2 separate regions of the Mus musculus genome follow, and region 1 is linked to region 2. Evidence: chromatin loops called from intact Hi-C (ENCODE). Cell type or tissue: left cerebral cortex. All regions are shown on one strand. Each heading gives the region's core, and the rest is flanking DNA. Links, peaks and the distances in the headings are about the cores only.

Region 1 (15,484 bases), core at 3,325-11,324, 69 kb after region 2:
GGACTCTTGTCTACCTTGTTTGTTTGTTTGTAATTTTTTATTAGATATTTTATTTACATTTCAAATGCTATCTCGAAAGTTCCCTATACCCTCCCCCCCCAGCCCTGCTCCCCTACCCACCCACTCCCACTTCTTGCCCCTGGCATTCCCCTGTACTGGGGCATATAAAGTTTGCAAGACCTAGGGGCCTCTCTTCCCAATGATGGCCAACTAGGCCATCCTCTGCTACATATGCAGCTAGAGACACAAGCTCTGGGGGTACTGGTTAGTTCATATTGTTGTTCCACCTATAGGGTTGCAGACCCCTTCAGCTCCTTGGGTGCTTTCTCTAGCTCCTCCATTGGGGGCCCTGTGTTCCATCCTATAGATGACTGTGAGCATCCACTTCTGTATTTGTCAGGCACTGGCATAGCCTCACACAGCTATATCAGGGTCCTTTCAGCAAAATCTTGCTGGCATATGCAATAGTGTCTGGTTTGGTGGTTGATTATGGGATGGATCCCTGGGTGGGGTAGTCTGTTTGTAATTTATTTATCAATCTAATGTGTATGTCTGCATGTATGTCTATACAGTATATGCAAATCTGGTGCCTGTAGAGGCAGAAAAAAGCATCAATTCCCATGAACTTACAGATGGTTGTGTGCATGTAGATGCTTAGAATTTAACTCTGGTTCTCTGACTATTCAGACTCCTGACCCCGGAGCCATCTCTACAGCCCCCAAAAACACCATTTTTTGGTGGGTTTTTTGTTTTGTTTTGTTTTGTTTTGTTTTTAGGTAGTGTCTCTCACTGGGACATAGGGTTCAATAATTAAATTGAGCTGGTTGGCCAGAAAAACCCAGGTATCCTCCTGTCCCTGCCTCCTTAAGTTCTGGGATTACAAGCATATACCACCATTTGGGGCTTTTTATGTGGGTTATAGAGGTTAAACTGGATCTCGTGCTTACACAGAAAACAGTTTATGGACTGAAATATCTTCCTAGCCCTCCAGTTTTTGCTTTATGACCATGCTAGTGCAGGCCTAAGGAGAAAGTCTGTGCTGCTGTCTTCCTCTTGCATAACGGACTTCTCTTCCAGTGGTGGGCCCTTAGAGATGCTTCACACAATTCAATGGCCCTTCTATGTTCACAATTCAAAGGCATTTCTTATACCCAGTATCTGTTATGGAGGCATCCTAAAGATCATCTGTGATGGGCAAAGGAATCCACAGTTAAATAAAACACTAAGATGGGCTCTGCAGTCACCTAGAACAACTGTATGTGCTACACACGTGACTGTATTACATTCATGCATATCACAATTTTCCAACAATCCTTTGGGTGGGTTATTTGTTTGTGGTTTTGCTTTGTTTTTTAACTTGACACCGAGTCTTGCTCACTATTTAGTCCTGGCTGGCCTGGAACTCACTATGTGGATCAAGCTGGCCTTGAATTCGGAGATCTACCTGCTTTTGCTGGGATTAAAGCCCTGCAACCGCCACACACCAATAAATGGGCTTTTGAGTAACTAACTTTTACTATACAACTTCTGACACAGCAGAATTTTAAACATGGCCACAAAACAGGTAAAAACGTGTTGCTTGGCCTTTGTTATTTATTTTGTGAGACGAGGTCTGTTATGCAGCATGGAGGCAGGCTTCAACGTGCTGTGGAACCAGGGGTGAATTCCTGGTCTTCCTGCTTCTAATTCCCAACTGCAAGGCTAACAGATGTGTGCCACTATACCACTCTTCTTTATTCAGCTTTCTAAGTCTTTCCCATGTGTTTCCTGTCGTTATAAATTCTGGTGCACAGGGTCTGAAGACTCCATGGTTAAGAGTGATTGTTGCTCTTGCAGAGGACCAAAGTTTGTCTCCAGCATCTACACTGGGCATCTTTTTTTTTTTTTTTTTTTTTCGAGACAGGGTTTCTCTTTATAGCCCTGGCTGTCCTGGAACTCACTTTGTAGATCAGGCTGGCCTCGAACTCAGAAATCCACCTGCCTCTGCCTCCCGAGTGCTGGAATTAAAGGCGTGCGCCACCACTGCCCGGCTACACTGGGCATCTTACAACCTCCTGCAATGCCACTTCTTTCAGCCTCCATGGCTACCGAAACACGCGTGCTCATATACAACAGAGGCACAGACAGACAAAAATTAATTAATATCTGTCCAAGTATTTTGGAGCATGCCTTTAATTTAAGCACTTGGAAGGCAGAGACAGGTAAATCTCTGAGTTCAAGCGCAGCCTGGTCTACATAGTAAGTTCCATTCCAGTCAGCCAGGGAGACCCTGTTCAAAAGAGAGAAAAAAAAAAAAAAGAAAAAAAAAAGAAAAAGAAAATCTGGAGCATACATGCACACACTCCAGCTTTCTTTACAGAGCACGTTGTGCAAATATGTGTATAATTTAAGACTTAAAAATATTGTTTGTTGTTGATGGAATTTTGCTTGTTTGAGTTACGGCTTTACTATGTAGCCCAGTCGAGCCTTGACTTTAGCAATCCTCTTGCCTCATCTACTAAGGGACACACTCCACCACTACATCTAGCTTTTAAGATACTCCCTGGTACTGTAATGACTATAATGGACACATCACCCAGAAGAGAATGAATAAGAGATACCTGGAGCCAATCTTTCTATGACCTTGTCTGCCTTTGGCAACGGGACCACTGCGTAGTTATACAGAACACATGTGTGATTTTTTTTTAGCACCATTACAGTCTGCATTTGCAGCCATTAATTACTAAGACTTGATTATAGCAGGATCTAAAATCAGAGTCCTAAATTTCGGCCCTACTGACTAATCTGAGTGTGATTCCTCCTGTACCATTTATATCTATTGTCTAACCTCTGCTAGCCTTAATGGAAGCTGACTCTGTACTTAATTGCTGCTGTCCCTTAGACAGAGACCCTCTGCTGGTCTAAAGGCTCATCTCTACAGTTGCTATGGAAACTGTCCCCTTGCTCCACTCTGGCTTCCTGCCACATATGCCACTCTTTATGATTGTAGTAAAGGCCTGCACATTTTCCCATGCCATTTTCCAGATTCGGGTTTGCAGCTGGCAGTGTATGGGAAGAGGCACCCTACCATCTGATGTCCTGAGAGTAGTTTTCTTGTCTCTGCTACAGAAAGGATTTTCATGGCATGTCCAAAGTACTTACAGTATGGACTGGATGGTTAGGTATAGTATGTTTCAAGATAGGGCTAAGATTTCTGTGAGGTACTTAACAGTCAGAACGTGGTTCACTGGCAGGCTTGAGGTATCAGCTATTACCTCTTTTCTATCCTTTTAAGGAGTAGGATTTCATGTGTGCACATGTGAGTGCAAGAGGACAACCTGGAGTGGTGTCCCTCAGACACCCTTTTCTTCTTTGTACTATAGATACCAGGGTCTCTCAATGGTATAGCTGGCCTGCGAGCTTCCAGAGATTCATCTGTCTCTCCCTCCTAGTTACCATCTCTGCGATTCCAAGTGCTCACCGCTGTGCCTGGCTTTTTTTTACAGTTCTGAGAACCTGAACACTTGCTTGCCAGGGAAGTACTTTACCAACTGAATCATCTCCGTAGCCTTTCTTCTCTTCTACCATCTCCAAAGTGCAAGGTAAATGGAAGAAAAAGCAAGTATAACTGGAGCCTAAACACAGGCCTTCTCTCTGATGCACACAACAGAATGACTCAGGGTAAGATCAGCTGTAGTGGTGGAGAGTCTTTGAAGAATGGGGAGTTGGGGGTTCAGCAAGAGAAGGGGAGAGGAAGGAAAGGAAGGGATGGAGAGAAGGAGAGGGAAAGACAGAGAATATTAATTCAGTTCTGTACAGTAATTACATGGTCTCCTAAATTTATCCACTGTGTCACATCCCTAGTAGCTGGGAAGTCTTTCCTGGGTTTTACTCAAATACTCTTTGCTGCAGTCTGAGCTCATTGCACTCAGCAAATATGGAGACTAGCCAACCACTATCCTTGGAATAACTACTCTCCAGGGACTCAGGGTAGGAAGGTCATCCTGTCCCCTCCAATACTGCGCAGCCTGATTGACCACGCCCGGAGCTCGGGGCAAGGACGGGGAAACCCAGGTTGGTAACCTAGACCCTGGCATGCAGCGAGGCGGGGGGAAAAATAGAGACAACGATAATTGCCAGATGGAGACCACGATAGAAACCCCGAGACAGCGAAGGGCAAGATGGCTCCCCAAGGTTCGAGAGAAGCTGCGGAACTGCCTCCCACACTGTGCTCAACGCAGACACAGCCTAACTAGATGGATGTTGTTCTCGCGCCTTGGACTCCGCCCTCGGCTGGGTCTCGCAGAACCCTTACCCTGGCTCAAGTCGGAGAGGGGCACTTGGTCAGGAAAACTGCAGGTGGATGACTGCAGCCACCACCCATAGCGGCACAACCACCGCATCCCCGCCCCGCCCCTGCGGCGCTTCAGCCCCGCCCCTAGAAGGCAGTGACCAATGAACGGCTCCTGCCGCCGGCCTTTAAGAACCGCGCGCACTCTCCCCGCAGCGGACGCAGCTAGCCTAACACTCCGCGGGAGTTTCCATGGCGACCGAAGCCGGGACCGCGCGGCCTGGCAGCGTTGCCATGGAGACAACTCCGGAGCTGGGGCTCCAGAGCCTCGGTGCACCGCCAGCTCAGAACCCGGCGGAGCCTCTTTGCGAGGCCGGTGCCGCGGTAGCGGCAGCGCGCTGGGACCTGCGGAAATACTCCTTGCTCATCGTGATCGGCGATATCGGTACAGAGAGTCAGCTGAGGGCCGTGCGGGCCCACCTTGAACAAGGTGAGCCGCTCTCCTGGCTTTTACGCAGTACTCCATCCATGCCTCTCCGCCATCTGCATTCATCTCCCAGTGCACATTTCTGTCTCCTCTATCTCTATGTGCACTTCCCGAAACCTGCGACCCTGTCACCTGCATCTTCCATGAATGTGCCTCTGTCCTCTCGAGCTGCCAACACCTTGCTTGCCCATCCTTTCTGCATACCCCATTCTGTTCCGCAGTGTCCCGGAGCAGGAGCAGGAGAAGCTCCGTGGAGACCCTGGGGTCCCTCTGGTCACACCCCTTTCCCGAAGCCACTGGACCATATATCCGAAAGTCCTCATCAGACCCTGAAAAGTCCATGTCCCTACCTTACAATTTCTTCTTTAGGGGAGGTTTTTGAACGCGAGGTACACATCTCAAATCTCTGAATGCTGGCAGCCAAGTTTAGAGAGTGACCTTCGTGGCTCTGCAGCTCACCTCCCTCAGCCGTGCCTGTGGCGCAGTGCTGCGGAGCCACCTGCGGGTGGAAGCAGGGGATGGAGGCAAGGGAGGGGGCATAGGAGAATCTAGAATCTGATTTAGCAAGAGGGATCATTATGGAAACCTACAGTATATGGAAATAGACCCTTGCGTGTCACTTCTACCGTAACTGTTTTGCCTTGAAAAACAAAAACTCCAAGCTCATTTATTAGTAAGCCCATTCTAAACTCTGCTCTTTGCCCTCTGGAAAGGGGAAAAAGCAGGTACTAGCTATCCTTCTTGGAGGCATCACCTCCCATTTCTTTCCTCTCCCAGGAGCTTGGCAATGCTTTCTGTGGGTGACTTTGACTAGAACCCTCTTATTTTTTTTCCCCCTTTTCTTTTACAGGGATTCTCTCCTGGAATATTGACTTATCATCCTTTGACTTGAACCAACAGTTGAGACTCTTCATTACCCGGCACCTAGCTCACTTCTCCTCAGAGGTCAAAGGTTAGGACTAGGGTTATTTGTCTCAGTCCTTTGGGTCCAGTATCCAGGCCAGAACTGGCCTTATGGGAGGATTGGGTAGGTAAAAAGGGAGGGACTTTTGATGGCTCCACAGCTATTTACACATGCTGTGGATAATGCCCAGTACACACTGCAACCACTCAATATGATGGTAGAGCATAATTTTGTCAGGAAAAACGTTGTTGTACACAGCAGCTGACAAGCACTAAGAAAGTGATCAAACCACTCGCAGGTAAAAGCTTTTCCTCTGTGTTCCCTTTCTGCATACCCCAGCTTTCTTGCTTCTCTTTATAAACATCCCAGAATGCCTCATTCACCTCCCCAGACCCTTATTTCTCACAGCCCACCTTCCAGGATTCTTTTCTGTTTCCTCCTGGCTTAGCCAGCAGATCTTCAGAGCAGAACAGAAGGCTGCCACCTAGGGCTGATCAGATCAGCACCCAGGGAGCCAGGCTGGGACAAAGGTCTCCTCGATTTGTGAGGCTTGATTCTGAGATCAGGTCTGATGGGTGGGAGAACTCGTCTAGAAATGTGCGATAAAAGCTTAATTAGCATTCTACTGCAGGTGTCTACGGAGAGAGTTGGGAAAGTCCTACGTCCCTTGATAAAGGTGTTGGGCATCTGGCCATATTATTGTAAATGTTGACACACCAATCAATATAACTTTCTTTTAAAAAACAACAAACAAAAAAACCAGGATCTCACTCTATAGTCCACATGTAGTCTAGGATGCAATCAAACTTGTTATCCTCCTGCCTCTACCTCCTGAGTACTAGAGTTGTAGGCATGTACCACCGTACCTGCTTCCGTATAGTTTTATAGGATGTGACTTCCATGTACTCAATAGTCATTGCTACCAAATAACAGACTTCACATGTTACTAACTCTCAACAGTCCAGTACAGCAGATAGACTTTCTGCTCCGCCAGTCTGGCCAGTTCCTCATCAATGAGTTCTCATGAGCTGCTGTGGAGAGGCTGGAGAAAGTGAGGTTGACATGGCTAAAGCTCTATTACACTTAGAGTATGTGCAGCAGCTTAAATACCATGACGCTGGCATCTTCCTGATGGGACTGGCTTCCTGGAAAACGAGCCATTTGCTCCTTGGAGATTACCTTCTTTTGACAATGACCCATGTCATGACATCCTCCACTATTCCCTATGACCAAAAGACAGTTTTGCCACTTGACACTCCTAGAAACAAGGCTGAATAAAGGGATGGCTGGGGGTTCAACTGATTACTGAGGATTGAGTGTTATCTAGGGTCCTACTAGGAATTCAAACCAGATTCTCTAACCTTGTCCTTCTGGCCATAGAGACTTTGAGTACTGTAAGAAATGAACAATATCTGAGGCAAAGTCCCTAGCTGTTCTTCCAGTTGAGACTAAGGAAATGCTTGGGAAGAGGTTTGCAGGGTGTCATATTCTCAGAAACAGGCACTGGAATAGAAACACCCACTGATGTCCTCAATCAGTTTTGCTATGGTGTCCTCAAGGGGCTTGAAGCCATCCACTCGAGATGCTAACGTACTTTTAGCATACAGAATTTGTTTTAGGTTTAGACATTGTCATGGTGGCCTCTGTCCCTGAAGAACAGTGGAGAATTTCCTGGGGGCAGGGGGGCACAAAGCTTAAGGCAGCCATAGCTCCACCCCTGCTAGTTTCTCTTTCAGCTGTCTCTGAACACAGCCTGCCCAAAGCAGCTGCAGGCACTGCCTTCTCCTTCCAGCCTCCTTTGAGTGGATAGGTTAGGGTACCCAAGAGTTGGGGTGAACTGAAGGAGATACACTAACGGTCTTATGGTTTGACCTTTCTGGCCTACTTCATAGGGTAGACCACTATGGCCAGAATAATGAAGGAACAAAATATGTCTTACAATGATAGGAAGAGCGTGATTATTTTTAGGCCTACCCCCTCTACATTTACAATCCCACCCCCACACATACAGAAAAGAAGGGGCCCTCAGATAGTCAGTGGCCCAGCTCCTTCTAGTGGTCACGTCTGGTAAAAAAAATAAAATAAAATAAATGTAAAGGGTAGCTTTCATACCAATCAGCAGCAGAGATTTGGGGCCTTCCTTTATAGCTCCCACTCCTCCTCCAGATCTCTGAAGCATCTAAGCATTTTTAACATAGCTTTAGGAAAACTTAGGGTAATTGAAAACTGTACTTAAGGTCTGGGGTGCAGCCCACCTAACATGCAGAAGGCCCTGGATCTACAGTGGGGGTAGGGAATGGTGGACACACACACACACTGACACATCACTACTGAGATTCAATAAAACGGAGGCATTTGCTGTTGAGCTCCTATAGGGAAGGGAGGATTGATGTTCTAAGACTAAGAAGTATGGGCTAGCCTAGTGTGGTGGCATAGGCCCATAATCCATCCCAGCACTTGGGAAGTAGGGGCATAGGATCATCCTTGGCTACATAGCAAGTCCATGGCCAGTCTGGGCTACCCAAGACCCTGGAGAACTGGAAAGAGGTGAGAGAGGTGGAGAGGAGAAGGCTAAGGAATTCCTTTAAGTCCTTCTGACTCTTTGTTACATTCATGTGCTCAGAGGATCCTGAATTAGAGGTTTACATTGGAAATGTGAAGGCAGAGAGAGATGAACAGAAGTTAAGCCTCATTTTGCAAGCATCCCCAGTTTGGGTTTTGTCTGAGAACTTAGGATACCCCAGTACTAGTGTAGACTGGGATCCTGATTTAGGGTAATTCTGAAACCTTCCACAATGAGAGAAATATCACGTTTATGCATTGCAAGGCTAGGATTGTAGGCAGAAAGGAACGTTTTCTTCAGATAAGGTCAGTCGTCACAGGTGGCACTGATGTACGAACTCACTAGTTCAGAAAGCAAGCTCTGAGATTGTTTAACTTATCATTTAGTGGCATGGTTCAGAAGGTGGCATCGGGTGTGAATTCGGGGGCTGCTCAGACCTCCCTCTCTTCTTTGGCATCTCACCATTTCACTGCATGAGAGAGGGATTAAGGGTTAAAGGCTGTCACAAATGGTAGCTTAGAGATGGGGAGGGAAGGAAAACCAACTGTGACCTGGAATCACCGGGCCAAGGTGTGCTATGGGGGTGTATGGCTGAGAACAAGGGTGGGCTCTGATCTCAGTTGGAGGATGATATTTTGTTCTCAATCCCAATGTCTACTAAGGTTGTGCCCCCCCCCCCCCGCCAAACACTGAGAGATCCCTAAAAAGCATAGAGGAGTCAGGAGGCTGGAGGCAGGGTGAAATAAGAGTGATGACATTGCAGAAGGTAGAGTATTACTCCATGCTGCTGAGCTGGTTTACATCTATGTGTGTGTCTATGCCGATGGCCGCTCCTATTCAAATAGGGATATGGCATGTTGCTACTTTGCATCCTGTTCCCCCTGTCCCCCAGAGTACTGGTGACTCAGCTACTTCTCTCCTCTGGCTGTAGCTAAAGCGGGGTAGGGGTTGCTGAGAGCAGAGACTATTTTGGCTTCTCTGACCTTCAAAAGCAGCCCTTGGCAGCCTGGAGCAGGGGTGGGGCTGGGGCTGGTGAGTGGGCGGAAGGAGCTGACCACACCCAGGGAGGGTTACTGTGGAGAGGACAGGATGTAAGAGTATGAACCTCACAGGGCTCCAGCTCTCCAGATCTTTCCTTTAGTCCTGGAGCACTTAGCAGAGGTGGAGACAGAGGCTGAGCCGGGAGGGCACAAGGTCAACGTAAGACTGTTCAAGATCAAGTGAGACACAGCACAGCTACAGGGAGAGGAGAGGAGCAGCAATTGAGACCCAAACACTCTACCGAGTCATTGTAAGATCATCTCTGACCCTAAGAGTACTTTATGTTAGAGTGTTCTATAGTGAGAAAGCTTTGCTTGAGCCTGGGCTCCTGGCGACGATGGTCCTTGGTCTTCGTTAACTTGTTCAATGGAAGGCAGAAACCTTCCTTACCCTTCCACGTCTGCCTCCTAACAGCCAGTACTCAGAAGCAACGTGTGTGGGTGCTCTTACAGCCAGGCTGCATTAGCACAGACCTGCATGAAGCTCCCAGGGTCCCTGTGCCCCACCCCAGTGGGGGACTGCTCCAGAACATTCACACTACTCTCCAGTCTAAAATGTCCTCCCCAGCTCCCCATTGCTGCGATGCAGAACAGGGTCCAGCTATCCACGTCACTCACTACCCTCACACTGCTCCCTTACATTTATGGCCCCTTAGCCTCTTTGTCTTCGGCTCTTGCAGTGACTGAAGGTCACTCTCTGGGTCCATCTGAGGGGAGAGGCAGCAGATGGTTTCTAAGAGGAAGGGGGAGGGCCCATGCAGCCCTTGCCTCCTATAGCTGGCTCTGTGCCCCGGTGTGGGGCTGTGGTCCTTTGGTTGATGCCGAGAGAGTATTTCTTTACTAAACAGGATTTGGGGAGAAGGTCCTTAGAGCTGCTGGAGGTCACCCTGGCTCTTTGAACTGATAGAGAACCCCTTAGCTCCCTCCCCTTCCCAGTAGCCAAGCAGAGGCACCAGATCATTCAGACTGTAAAGGCCAAGAAACAGTTAAGTCTCTAGTGCCTCGTCACGGACCAGCCCCTCTTCCCCGCCCTGGCACCGCCCTCCCCGTCAAGCAGCCCCCCCTCACTCCCACCCCAAGTGCCGCAGACTCTTCCCTGAAGCTGCCCGGCTAAGGCTGAGGCCGGAGCCGACGCCTCCATGAGGGGCTCCCTCCCACACCCCAGGGTAAGAGCCTAACCAAAGGGCACGGCAAGGCAGAAGGATTAGGGGATGCTGTGGTAGATAAGGAGCTGGGATGGGGTATCTGGTACCTTGTAAATCTGATGCATCTGGACCTGGGCTAGCCTGGTAGGAAGGCAGCCTGGGATGGAGGGAGAGAGGAGGTGAACATTACTGACTTGGGGTTCAGCCTGGATCCACAGCCAGTGGAACCAACAGGGGCTGTGACAGTCCACCTCTGTACTAGGTGGGGGTGGGGACCATCAGCTGAGAGGCAGCAATAGAGGGTGGTGCCACCGGTTTTGCCTGGCAGCCAGGGCACAGGAGGAATTTGGGGGCTGTGTCTTTAAGGGAAAACAGAAGAAGCTGAGAGGAAGGGGGAATTTACCTACTGGGAGGGTCCTTGGGTTATCAGCTACTAGATTGTTCAGCTGCTCCCTATTCTGGGGTGAGTGTGGCAGCGAGTTTTTGCCAAGTAAGGGAAGGGGGTGACACTCTGGAAGAGAACGGAGGAATGGGTCACTGAGACGTGGCATGTGCCTCCGTATAGGCTAACTGGTTTGGTTTTGGCTCCCCGCACCCCATTCCCTGTGGCCAGCTTGAGCCTGGGGCTTTAAGCCCCCCTCTGTGGCCTCTCTGAGGCAACTCAGGAGCTTGAGAGCCCTGGCTCTTCAGCAGCTGCCCTGCATTCTCCGTCCTGTCAACCCCACGGGTTCCCTGCCTCGGCCCCACCCTCACCTCATCTGTGCTTTCCTTCCCAAGATGGGGGCTCTTCCAACAGAAGCCAGTTTCTTCTCCTGCTCTGCATGCACCCCCATCCCTACCCCCCACCCCCCATGCAGAGGCAGCCAAGAAAATGACTTGTCATGCTGGGGTGGGGGGTGGGGGCGGAGCTGGAGCTGGAGGCTGAGCTTAGCGCGCACACACACACACACACACTCACACACTGCGGCAGACTGCAGCTGCCTGAGCACCCCCCCCCCCGCCTCACTGCAGAGACACCTGCCCTCCTGCCCACTCAGCTTCACACCCGAAGCCCACCCCCAACCACAGCACTGGCTGTGGGAAGCGCCCCAATCTCTTAAGATAGTCTTCTGCAAAGATAAAGGGGAAAAAAAACCCGGCAATTCCCTTCATTGGAAGAGCTGGGGGGCAGAAGAGAGAAACCAGGCTTCTCCCAGGATAAGGAGCGATGTAATGGACTAGCTCCCCAGGAGTGGGGCTGGGGGTCCTGTGTCAGGCCAGGAAGTGGGGTCAAAGGTCTTGTGAGGATACACTGGGGACCGTGAAGCTGCTGGAGTAGGGAGATGGTAGCTGGAGAGGACGTGTCTTTCTGTTCTACCTAGATTGAAGTGTGACCTTGTTTGTGATGGGGGAGTCCTGGCTCTTCTAAGTCTGACTTAAGACTGGCAGAGGATGGAGATAGCCCAGGCTGCGTAAGCCCTGCTCCTGCCTGCCTGTGCCAAAGTGTCCCTCCACTCCCAAGTTCACAGAAGAGGACCCAACAGGCCCTGCATAGGATTTGGGTCTCTGACACCTTCATCTTCCCCATAGTTGCATCTGCTGCCTGCTCCTTGGCATCAAGGCTCTTCCTCTAAACAAAGGCCCTGGCCCCAGTCACCCTTGTCCCAGCCTCAGAAAAGAAAAGGGAGTTGGAGTCGCCGAAGAGGGCTCCAGGGAACGGACTCTGAGCCTCCCCTCCCCAGTATCCTCCAGCTGCCCCTAAGGTTAACCCTACGGTGACTGCTACTGTGCTGGAAGAGGAGGCAGATGGGAAGGCAGGAACCTGGGAAGTCGGGTCCATCCTTCTTAGCCTCTTTCTCACCCACTGTGTTCTTTACTTTCACTGCTTAGTGTTTTATGTGGGTCTGGAGAAAGCCCTGGGGAGAGGATCTGCCCCCCCCCCCCCATCCTAAGCAATGCCTTGGCTGTTGTTGGCGGTCCTGCTTTTTATTTGGCTAGGTGTTTTGGGATAGAATTCTCTGTGTGGCTCTGGCTGTCCTGGAACTTAACTGGCTTTGAATTCATAGAAACCCAACTGCCTTTGCCTCCCGATTAAAGGTGTACGCCACCACCATGCCCTGCTTGCTATTGTTTTTAATTCTGTGGTGTGTGTGTGTGTGTGTGTGTGTGTGTGTGTGTGTCTGTGTTTGTGTCTGTGTCTGTGTGTCTGTCTGTCTGTGTGTGCGTGTATAGGTAGGTCAAAAAACAGCTTGCAGGAGTCATTCCTCTTTGTACCTCCAGTCCTAGGATGCTTGGCAGAGAGCATCGCTGGCCCTGTTTCTTGTTTTGAGCCAGCCACTTACTTTCTGTACTCTGAGGCAGGGAACTGGTCGCAGGGATGATGAGTTCTGCAGCGAGCTGGGTGTCCCTAGAGCCTGGGCACGTGAGGGAGATAGAGGAGAGGGAGCTGTGAAATACTTGGGAGCACGGTGGTGGGAGCACGGCTCTGACACGGAAGGCTTGGCAGAGTCAGAAAACAAAATAGCAAGTTAGAATCCTCTGTCCCCTCCAAGAAACCAGTTGCCACGTGTCTCCATCATCTTCTATTACAGGTGTTCTGTCCTTGGGTAGGGGACTTGGGGTGGAAAGGAAGGGGAATCTGAGACAGAAGCGCCTAACTCCTTACTGCCAGCCGCGGGCAAAGGCAGAGAAAGCTCCGTAAAGACCGCCATCCCTGGAGCCCTCCCCCCACCCCCAATCCCCAGGCAGCACCAGGAACTTAGTGCTCCAGAGGGACAAAAAGCTCCTTGTCAACAGAGCTGTCTGGGGCTGAAGTTCTAGGCAAAAGGGCGGGGACTGGGCAGCATCGGAGGGTGTGGCAGATGGAGGGAAGGGAGAAGTCTGCTACCGTGGGGGAGAGGAGGGAGAACCCTGGAAAGGGAAGGGCTGGAGGAGGCAGTTCCCAGGCCTCCCTTAGTGGCATCCTAGATGACTGGGTACCCTGTACCCCATTTTCTGATCATTTGTTTTTCCTCCCCTGTGCCCCCCCCCCCAGTACTTCTCATTTTAAATCAATACCTACTGATTTCAGTACACATGCCTACATCTCTCCCTCAGGCCAGAGGACCCTCTGCCACCAGAGTGAGACCCTCGAGACCATCATCCTAGTCAACCCCACTGCAGACAGCATCAGCTCAGAGGTAAGGCCAGTGCCTGCGCCTCGCTTGTTCTGAGTGCTATAACCGACCCTTGGCGGCGCCACTATACCTCGGGCTACTATCTGAACTGACTTGTGATCCTCAGCCCCACTCTGGGGAATACGGAGTGAGGAATGTGTCCTTATATCACTGAAGGGGGCAGGGCAGGGATTTTCAGTGCCTTTCCCTGGGTGCCCCATACCTGTGCCTTCTCTGCCCTCCATTTCAGGTTCACCATCTTCTTAGTAGCCCATCAGCTCACAAACTCCTCATCTTGAGTGGACAAACTTTAGAACCCGAGGGAGACCTTATCCTACAGAGTGGTACTTACTCATATCAAAACTTCGCCCAGGTCCTTCACAAACCTGAGGTGAGTTCCCTGCTGCGTGTCTTGGAAGAAGGGGACAGGAGGCAGGACTTAAGTTGTAGGGAGAAAGGCAAGGGAGGGGAAGTCTTATAAACACTGACTATCAGGAACCCTGACAGGAGGTAGGCATTTTACCTCAGAAAAAGGTAAAGAGTAGGGGCTGAATCTGGGTCAGACTAAGATAACCCCAATGATTTGATCAGCTTCTCTTTCCTATTCCTCTAGATTGCCCAGTTGCTTAGCAATAGAGACCCTGGGATCCAGGCCTTCCTCACTGTTTCCTGCTTAGGGGAGGGTGACTGGAGCCACCTGGGACTGTCTAGTTCCCAAGAGACCTTGCACCTCCGGCTAAATCCTGAGCCTGTGCTGCCCACCATGGATGGAGTGGCCGAGTTCTCCGAGTATGTCTCTGAGACGGTGGATGTGCCGTCCCCCTTTGACCTGCTTGAGCCCCCCACCTCAGGAGGCTTCCTCAAGCTCTCCAAGCCTTGCTGTTACATCTTCCCTGGTGGCCGTGGGGACTCTGCTCTCTTTGCTGTCAATGGCTTTAACATCCTGGTGGACGGCGGTTCTGACCGCAAGTCCTGCTTCTGGAAGCTGGTGCGGCACCTGGACCGCATTGACTCGGTGCTGCTCACGCACATTGGGGCTGACAATCTGCCAGGCATCAATGGGCTCCTGCAGCGCAAGGTGGCAGAGCTAGAGGAGGAGCAGTCCCAGGGCTCCAGCAGCTACAGCGACTGGGTGAAGAACCTCATCTCCCCTGAGCTCGGAGTCGTGTTCTTCAATGTGCCTGATAAGCTCCGGCTGCCCGACGCCTCCCGCAAGGCCAAGCGCAGCATCGAGGAGGCCTGTCTCACCCTTCAGCACCTGAACCGCCTCGGCATCCAAGCCGAGCCTCTGTACCGAGTGGTCAGCAACACCATCGAGCCGCTGACCCTCTTCCACAAAATGGGTGTGGGGAGGCTGGACATGTATGTCCTCAACCCTGTCAAGGACAGTAAGGAGATGCAGTTCCTCATGCAGAAGTGGGCAGGCAATAGTAAAGCCAAGACAGGCATAGTGCTGGCCAATGGGAAGGAGGCAGAGATCTCCGTCCCCTACCTGACCTCCATCACTGCCTTGGTGGTATGGCTCCCAGCCAACCCTACTGAGAAGATTGTGCGAGTGCTTTTCCCGGGAAATGCTCCCCAGAACAAGATCTTGGAGGGCCTGGAAAAGCTGCGGCACCTGGACTTCCTGCGCTATCCTGTGGCGACACAGAAGGACCTGGCTGCTGGGGCCGTGCCTGCCAACTTGAAACCCAGCAAAATCAAACATCGGGCCGACAGCAAGGAGAGCCTCAAAGCTGCCCCCAAGACAGCAATGAGCAAGCTAGCCAAACGGGAGGAGGTGTTAGAAGAGGGAGCCAAGGAGGCCCGCTCAGAGCTGGCCAAGGAGTTAGCCAAGTCAGAAAAGAAAGCAAAAGAGCCGTCCGAGAAGCCCCCAGAAAAACCCTCCAAGCCAGAGAGGGTGAGGACAGAGTCCAGCGAAGCACTGAAGGCTGAGAAGCG
Region 2 (8,000 bases), core at 1-8,000:
GGTGGCGCACGCCTTTAATCCCAGCATTCAGGAGAAGGATTTCTGAGTTCAAGGCCAGCTCGGTCTACAAAGTCAGTTCCCAGACAGCCAGGGATAACCTGTCTCAAAAAAACAAATAAACAAAAACAAAAAAAAGACCAAAAGTGATGGGCAGGACTGGTGGAGCACTCCTTCAATCCCAGAAGAATGAGGTAGATCTGTCTGAGGTCAGCATAATCTACATAGTGAGTTCCAGGCTAGGCCAGGGCCAGAGTGAGACCATGACTCAAAAAGTTCTGGGTGGGGTGACAGTGACTCATTACAATACTGGCAGGGTTAGCAGATTACTACCAAACATCAGGAATTTGGTACTTCTCATTCTCCTAGAAGCACTTGACAAATGATCAATACTAAAATGTAGTTGTAAACACTTAGGTGTGGTTAACAAGCCTGTGTTAGTAATCTCTGTGCTTGTAGGGAAATGGTGGGAACATGAGGAGCTCCAGGCTCAGCGAGAGGCACTGAAAGACTGAAGGAGGACCAAAGAAACAACAGGGGCGGTGGGTGCGGGGTGGGGGTAAGGGTGCATACTGCTCTAGTGGATGGAGAGCACACTGCAGCCTCTCACATATATACTCACACAAAAGAACACATTACAAATGAATTACAAAATTCATTTTACATTACAAATTCAGTTGTAATGAAAGTAAATTTTTATAATATAAAATTACAAAAGAATATTTATCTTTAAAAATAAATATAAAAAAACAAACAAACAAATAAATAACCAGATATGATGCCTTTCAGATCTATGAGTTCAAGGCCAACCCGGTCTACAGAGCAAGTTCCAGGATAGCCAGGGCTACACAGAAAAATATTATCTCGATAAAACTAAACAAACAAAGTCATGCAGCTGTGGTCTCACCTGCTCAGGAAGCTAACGGACGAGCAATGCTTAAGCCCAGAAGCTAGGGCAAGCCTGGGCAAAACAACATCTAGCAGCATAGCAAGTAAAATACATAAACAGCCAACTTCACACAACAGTGTCAATCAATACCATGAAATGGAATCAGCCATGCAATGAATCAATGCTGCAGAAAATACACCAGACAGTATGGCACAAGCCTTTAATCACAGCACTCAGGAGGCAGAGGCAGGTAAGTTCAACTTCAACAAGTTGAACTCTGTAAGTTCAAGGCCAGCCAGGGCTACAAAATGAAACCTCATCCCCAAAAAAGAAAAGCAAAATGTTTACCTGTCGGGTGCAGAGGGAGGAGCCTCACTTTGAGCCTCCTTCTCTTGCTGGGCTTCATAGATGCAGCCAAACACAGGCACCGGCTTCTGGAGACTAACATAATACATTAAAGCAATGCATCTTATGAATTTCAAATGGTAAAGTATCTCTGGAGATCACTCTATTTAGACATAGAGTTCCTTGGCATCCCAAATGCCAACCTACATAAACCCCAAAAGCCAACTCTTTGATATGTTTCAAATTAGCACAATAAAAATCTCTCAGTATAGGAACTAAAGAGGTATCTCTGCAGTTGTGAGCACTGGCTGCTCTTCCAAAGGCCCTAGGTTCCATTCCCAGCACCCACGTGACAACTCAGAACCATCTGTAACTCCAGTTCCAGAGTGTGTGACACCCTCTTCTGGCCTCCATGGCACCAGGCACATGTGAGGTACAGGCACACAGATGCAGGCAAAACACACAGTAAAAACCTTCAGTGAGGTCACTGGAGAGACTCTAAAGACGAAAAGGATATAAAGAGAAAAAAATCAGAAATAAATAAGATGAACAATCTAGTCCCTTTAGAAGGTAACTTGGAAGAGGAACAAAAAAGAGGAATTTTGATTTAAAAGCAAACAAAGTTAAATATATGAATTGAATGGGGTTTTAGATTTGGGATCTTGATAACACCAAATACTTGATAGCATTAAGAAATCACTGTTGTCAAAAGTATAGTAACAACTGCTTAATTTAAAATAAGAGTCTTTATCTTTTAGGGCTTGAAATAATTACATAAAATGGTATGAAATAGAATCTCCTTCAAAATAACCCACTAGTGGAAGGGGGGGAACTCCAAGATTTTATAATCAAAGAGGACTGGCCACTTACAATACGGTTGTCCATATTACACTACTCTCTACTGTTGTCTTCCCACAGTAAAATGACTAAAAAACTAAGATGGCATCAAGTGCTCTGAACAGAGTCCAGGGGTCTTTCATGGACACGCAATACTTTACCTAAATGCAGAGAGTGCAGCAACCATTTACAATACAAATCTCATTTGAAATGTCTTATTTTACTAATAGTTTGTTTTTAATTTTACCTTTTCAGGTATACAGGTATTTTGCCTGTATGTATGTCTCTGTACCACACAAATGCCTGAAACTCAAAGAGGCCAGATGAAGGCATCAGACCGCTGGGACGGGAATTACAGATAGCTGTGAGCTGCATGCCATGTGGGTTCTGGGAACTGAACCCAGATCCTCTGAAGAACATCCAGTGCTCTTAGCCACCGAGCCAAGTCTCCATCCTCTTTCAATAACTTCTTTTTTGTTTGTTTGTTTGTTTTGTTTTTCGAGACAGGGTTTCTCTGTATAGCCCTGGCTGTCCTGGAACTCACTTTGTAGACCAGGCTGGCCTCAAACTCAGAAATCCGCCTGCCTCTGCCTCCTGAGTGCTGGGATTAAAGGCGTGAGCCACCACGCCCGGCTCAATAACTTCTTAATATGAACCCAAAGGTCAAAAAAATTAACAGAAGTCTTAAGCATAGATTTTTAAATTTAAAAAGAACTGCTTCGTGGCAATACCAATGACTTCCACCTTTTCCCATAACCCGCCATCCTTTACTTTTTCCTCATCGTCCCTCCCTATATTCTCCCCAACAGTTCAGAAGGCACAAAGAGGGTCATTTATAGTCAGTAGGCACTTTATGTTTTTTAAAAAATTTAAAATTCTCTTCAAATTTTTAAAGATTTGGCAATAATAAGCTTGAATCCTTTCTTTTTAAAGCATCACTTATTTGTCATAGTAGGGGCTGAACGACAGTCCTCACTTAGGCAAGCATGACAACTGGGCTCGAGCCCAGCTAGCTCACTAAAAATTGACAGCCACTGGCAGAGACAAAGAACTGTGAATGGAGCACAGGTGTGGCTGCCATCTTCAGCCCTGCGCACTCTCACATCCAATTGGCTTTACTCACAGTGCCTGCCTGTGCTGGCCTTAGAGCCATCACCTGTATGTCACCAACTGGCTTGGGTTTTCCCACTGGGATGACTCACACCAGAAACCAAGAAGCCTATTCTCCCAACCGCCAGATGGCAGAGCCTCAGCACCAAAACCTCATATCCCAGCATACTTCACTCAAGGCTTTGCAGCATTCCTGACAAAGCAAAAACAACTCAGCATAGCAGTTGGCAAGAAATTTGGCAAGAAAAGGCAGAATGTCCTGAGGCTGCAGCTGAGCACAGAGCCCAGGACAGTGTATCTAGAACCATCTCCTTTGGCCCTTTGTTTCCCCCACCTTGGTCATCAACAGAAAAAGAAAAGGCTTGAATGGTGGGAAAACAAGTACTTAGATTCTAACAGTAAGAACTTGAATGGCAGGAAAACTAGTAGGTATTCTAACAGTAAGAATAACAAACGTTTGTTATATTTAAAATTACCGAGGAAGCCTGTAATTCAAAACACTGCAGAATTCTTTATGCTGGGCTTTGAGTGTTTTAGTGTGTTCCTCTCTTTATGCAGCACCTTTGCATTAAACTTCTCTAAATAACAACAAGCCCTGGTTACCTGGCAACAGGCTCTGCAATGGCAGTAGATCCATTTTTTCTCTCAGCAGTTGTAGGCTCTGAACAAAAACAAAAGCAGTGAGAGAAAGGAAAGAAAAGCAGACATCAGTCACCCCAAGTCTAATGCCTCTGCCTGCTTGCCACACCAGCAACAACAGAAATACAAACAAGGAAACAAGAAGAGCTAAAGGCCAACAGAATAGACATGCACAGCAGCACAGGCTAACTCATCTCAACCGTTTTATTTCATTTCAGATTTCCTATAGAAAACGTATGTACTTTGCCAGAACTACAATCTATAATATGTCAGTGAAAACTGAACCATCTGAATTATGACTCACCTTCCCATACAAGAAATTTAAAATTCACATGAGAAAATACAAGAGAAAACCTAAAAATGGTGGGGTTAGGGAAAGGAGAGATGGCTCAGCAGTTAATAGTACTGCCTGCTCTTGTAGAGGTCCTGGGTTCAATTCCCAGCACCCACATGGTAGCTCACAACCATCTATAACTGTAGCCCCATGGGATCTGATGCCCTCTTCTAGTGTGCAAATGTACAGGCAGACAAAACACTCATATACATAAAGTACATAAATCAACCTTTTAAAAATATTCATAAACTTAAAAAAAAAAAAAAAAAAAAAAACCTTTTTTGAGACAGGGTCTATGTAGGCCAGGTTGGTCTCAAAGTCACAGAGACCCACCTGCCTCCGCTTCCCAAGTGCTGGGATTAAAGGTGTGCATCACCATGTTGAGCTAACACTTTATTTAAAAAAGAAACAAACAAAAAACCTGAATAAACTACATGGCAAGCCAGGTGAAGTAAAACACACCCTTGTAATATCAACATTTTGGGACGCTTAAGTTCAAGGCTAATCTGTGCTACACAATAATTTTAGAACAGTCTGAGCCATATAAAGAAACTATGTCAAAATAAATAAACATATAGGAAAATAAGTTAATATATAAATTAATATATAAATGATTCATTTTAGAAACACTCATGTAGAAGGCACCCAAGGCTTTACCCAACTTGTTGCTCTTGGGGACTACCTGGGTTCAGTCAGTTCCCAGCACCCACATGGTGGCTCACAACCATCTGTAACTCCAGCCCTAAAGGATTCTTCTGAACTTCATAGGTTCTACGCATAAACATTACACACACACACACACACACACACACACACACACACACACACACACACACACACACGTAAAACTCATACACATAAATTCACTTTAAAAAATGTTTTAAGGACAGATATTTGAAAGGACACTTCCCACAGAAGAGTCAGCAACAATACTGTAAGTGCAAAGCTAAGAGAACACAGTATTTTCATAACCGTGTCACTAAGTGTCAAGGGATTAAATTGTGTTCATTTCATCCGCAATTTATTCCAGTCTCAGAAAAACACAGTTCTTAAGTGTTTCAGATATTCACAAAGCACTCAAGACTCAACATATGCTCAACCATCTATCAAGGAGGCAGCAGAGTTCAGTAGCTAGAGCCCTCCTGTTCAGGAACAGAAAGGTGGCTGGACCTGAGCTTCGTCAACCAGCCTAGGGGTAAAATACCATGGGAAACGGTAGTAGGGGTAAACTGCTGTGAGGGTGAAATTAAGTCAATGAATTTGTGAGCCCCAGAGATTGATATTACCTTCCTTGTAGAAAAACAAACAAACAAATAAATAAAGGAGAGGGGAGTACTATGTATCACTGTGACTGACAGACCTTAGTTTGGCTCCTTCTCGTCTCTAGGTACAATTTCCATCTAAAGGTCAAGTTGAATTCAGTGCTAACATGACCCTCACCTCTCTCCCCCTCCTACCTCCATTTTCTCAGCTCAGGATGGCCTTGAATTTGAGGTCCTCCTATTCCAGACTCCCAACTACCACCATCAGCATATTGAAGACACCCTAGCCAGTCCAGGCTTGGCAACCATGGCTCTGGCCATGCCCTTCTCCCCTGTCCTCCCTTCCATGCTAAAAACCATTAGATTCCATTCCTAAAGCTAGCCACCAAGATCTACTCCCTAATCCGGCTACCTCCTCCTCCTGAGGCTGACTACTAAGGTCTGGCTATTAAAATATTGAAGTCCAGAAATCAAAAACCCTCTTTGGCTCACCTAACATGCCCAGTTAAAATTAAACACCATATCCTAACAAGGGGTTTCTCCTTTTACTTTTATAGACCACCACTTGCCTAAGGGCCAGTCTGTCTCCTCTCTATCCAGAGACAGTCCTTTGTCCCCATGGAGACAAACATTCCTTTTTCTTCTCTTCACCCCATCCTTTGTCTCTTATTACTTGTCCATTGTCTCTCTGGGGGAAGTAAGTCTCCTTTGTGCTGAGAACTTGAGGTGTTGTAGGCCAACACCAGCCCCTTTCTCAAGACTCTCTCTGGGTAAGCTCTTATTTCATCCCCAAAATAACAATAAGGGTGAAATCATGTAATACTGTCATTCCCATTGACATTCTAGGTTCAAATAAATAAGCCCTGTGTTCCAACTGGTCTGGGGACTGATCTATAACAGTCACATCTTCAGTTTCAAATGAGTGAGCTTACTAAGTATACAGCAAGAAAAATAAAAAGAAACAGTGACTAGCAGCAGATAGAAAAACACCACCCAGTCAGGTACAGAACACACCCAGCAGACATAAACTGGGAGAGCCCCACAGAAGCAGGTGACTAAGGCATCCACTGAGACCACCCAGACAGAGCACAGCACTCTCTCCATGACAAACTTGCTTCTTCTTTCCACTGCAGGACTTTGATGATGGGATGAGCAATGGTAACCTCGCCTTGCAGCTATTTCTAAGGCTGCAATGTCTGTTAACACCCTTAACTGTCTAATGCTCTCTCCCTTTTACATACTTAGGATGCAGCCTGCCCCAGGACAGGGTTTTTTGGGTTTTGCTTGTTTGTTTGTTTGCTTTGAGAAAGGGTCTTTCTATAAGCCCTGGCTGTCCTGAAACTTACTCTGTAGATCAGGTTGACCTTTGAACTCAAAGATCTGCCTGCCTCTGCCTCCCAAGTAGGACAGGGAGTTTTGGAAGACAATAACAAACATGTGTGGATCTGCTCTAGGGGAGGGGGTGACTCCATGTCCAGAACCGGCTTCTCAGTGAGCTCCAACACCACGACCCGAGGCTTCAGCTTACTCCAGAGAGAAGACTTCAGACAATTGGCAGCCTTGAGCAAACAGCACAAGGATGAGATACATGCAGAGTTGTCTTCTCTCTGGCCCACACTAAGGCCTCACGTTGCTAGGCACCAGCCCATACTCTTCAAACTAGCAATGTCTGACTTATCCTACTATACCTCAGCTCCTACCACCTGACACTGCAATTTTGTAAAAATTATTCTGGGGCTGGGAGAGGTGCCTGGAGAGTTTCAGCAATTAAGAGCACCTATTCCTTCCCAGGACCCAGATTTGCTTCCAGCACCCACATGGCAACACACAACCATCTGTAACACCAGTTCCAGGGCATCTCACATCCTCTTTTTATTCTTTTTTTTTTTTTTTTAAAGATTTATTTATTTATTATATGTAAGTACATTGTAGCTGTCTTCAGACACACCAGAAGAGGGAGTCAGATCTCGTTACGGATGGTTGTGAGCCACCATGTGGTTGCTGGGATTTGAACTCTGGACCTTCGGAAGAGCAGTCGGGTGCTCTAACCCACTGAGCCATCTCACCAGCCCCCTCTTTTTATTCTAACCAAACATCTTGCGTTTACCTGGAAGTGTCCACATAAGTTTATAGTGCAAATCCTACATTTTCTACTCTAGACTCTTTTATTTAAATTATGTGTATGGGGGTAGGATATGTACTTGTTCGTGTGGGTGCCACAGAGGTGGTGTATCCACAGTCATTTGTAACCCCCCCTGATGTGGATAACCTGGAGTAACTAATTACCAAATACAAACATAAAACTTACTTTCCAGGCTAAATTGCAAAGATTCTTCACTGGCCTCTGTCTCAGGACTAACCAGTTTCATTTTCAGAGACAGTTTTCCATCCATTTCTGGGGCAGACTCAGAATCCCCTTTTTCATTCCCAAGTAGAGGATCATTGATCTCCACCATGCTTTCAGATGTGACATCACTGGTTGCTATGGTGCTTTCTGGATAGTTGCTAATCCCTGAAAGAAAGGGGGCAGGGAGGAAGAAAGAAAGAACACTAAAATACAAACATGAAAAACAGCAACTTGAAATGA

What was found. A loop is a pair of places that touch in the nucleus more often than their neighbours do. Peaks named below come from ENCODE experiments on the same cell type or tissue, not always from the same donor. Only the 100,000 strongest peaks of a DNase experiment are listed, where the experiment ranks them.
Region 1: a loop joins it to region 2, with 3 times the contacts of the local background. A loop is called at or near these places in 2 of 42 quality-filtered maps.

What each region holds. Positions count from the first base shown.
Region 1 is chr2:121,285,113-121,300,596 of GRCm38, forward strand. Map1a (microtubule-associated protein 1 A) reads left to right here and starts at 4,490. Exons shown (of 7, transcript NM_032393.2): 1 at 4,490-4,760; 2 at 5,608-5,709; 3 at 13,485-13,567; 4 at 13,794-13,934; 5 at 14,157-15,484. The coding sequence starts at 4,523. It also overlaps a transcript of Trp53bp1 not described here. In left cerebral cortex, for the core only: CTCF peaks have their summits at 4,490, 5,252 and 7,710 (motif pointing left); DNase peaks (open chromatin) are centred at 3,607, 3,951, 4,501, 5,206 and 9 more places; H3K4me3 peaks cover 4,742 bases; H3K27ac peaks cover 5,802 bases.
Region 2 is chr2:121,219,924-121,227,923 of GRCm38, forward strand. Trp53bp1 (transformation related protein 53 binding protein 1) reads right to left here. Exons shown (of 28, transcript NM_013735.4): 14 at 7,722-7,925; 15 at 3,782-3,839; 16 at 1,235-1,327. Among named protein-coding and RNA genes, the nearest start is that of Trp53bp1, 47 kb to the right of the region's middle. In left cerebral cortex, for the core only: a CTCF peak has its summit at 3,305 (motif pointing right); DNase peaks (open chromatin) are centred at 3,307 and 3,891; H3K27ac peaks cover 1,248 bases.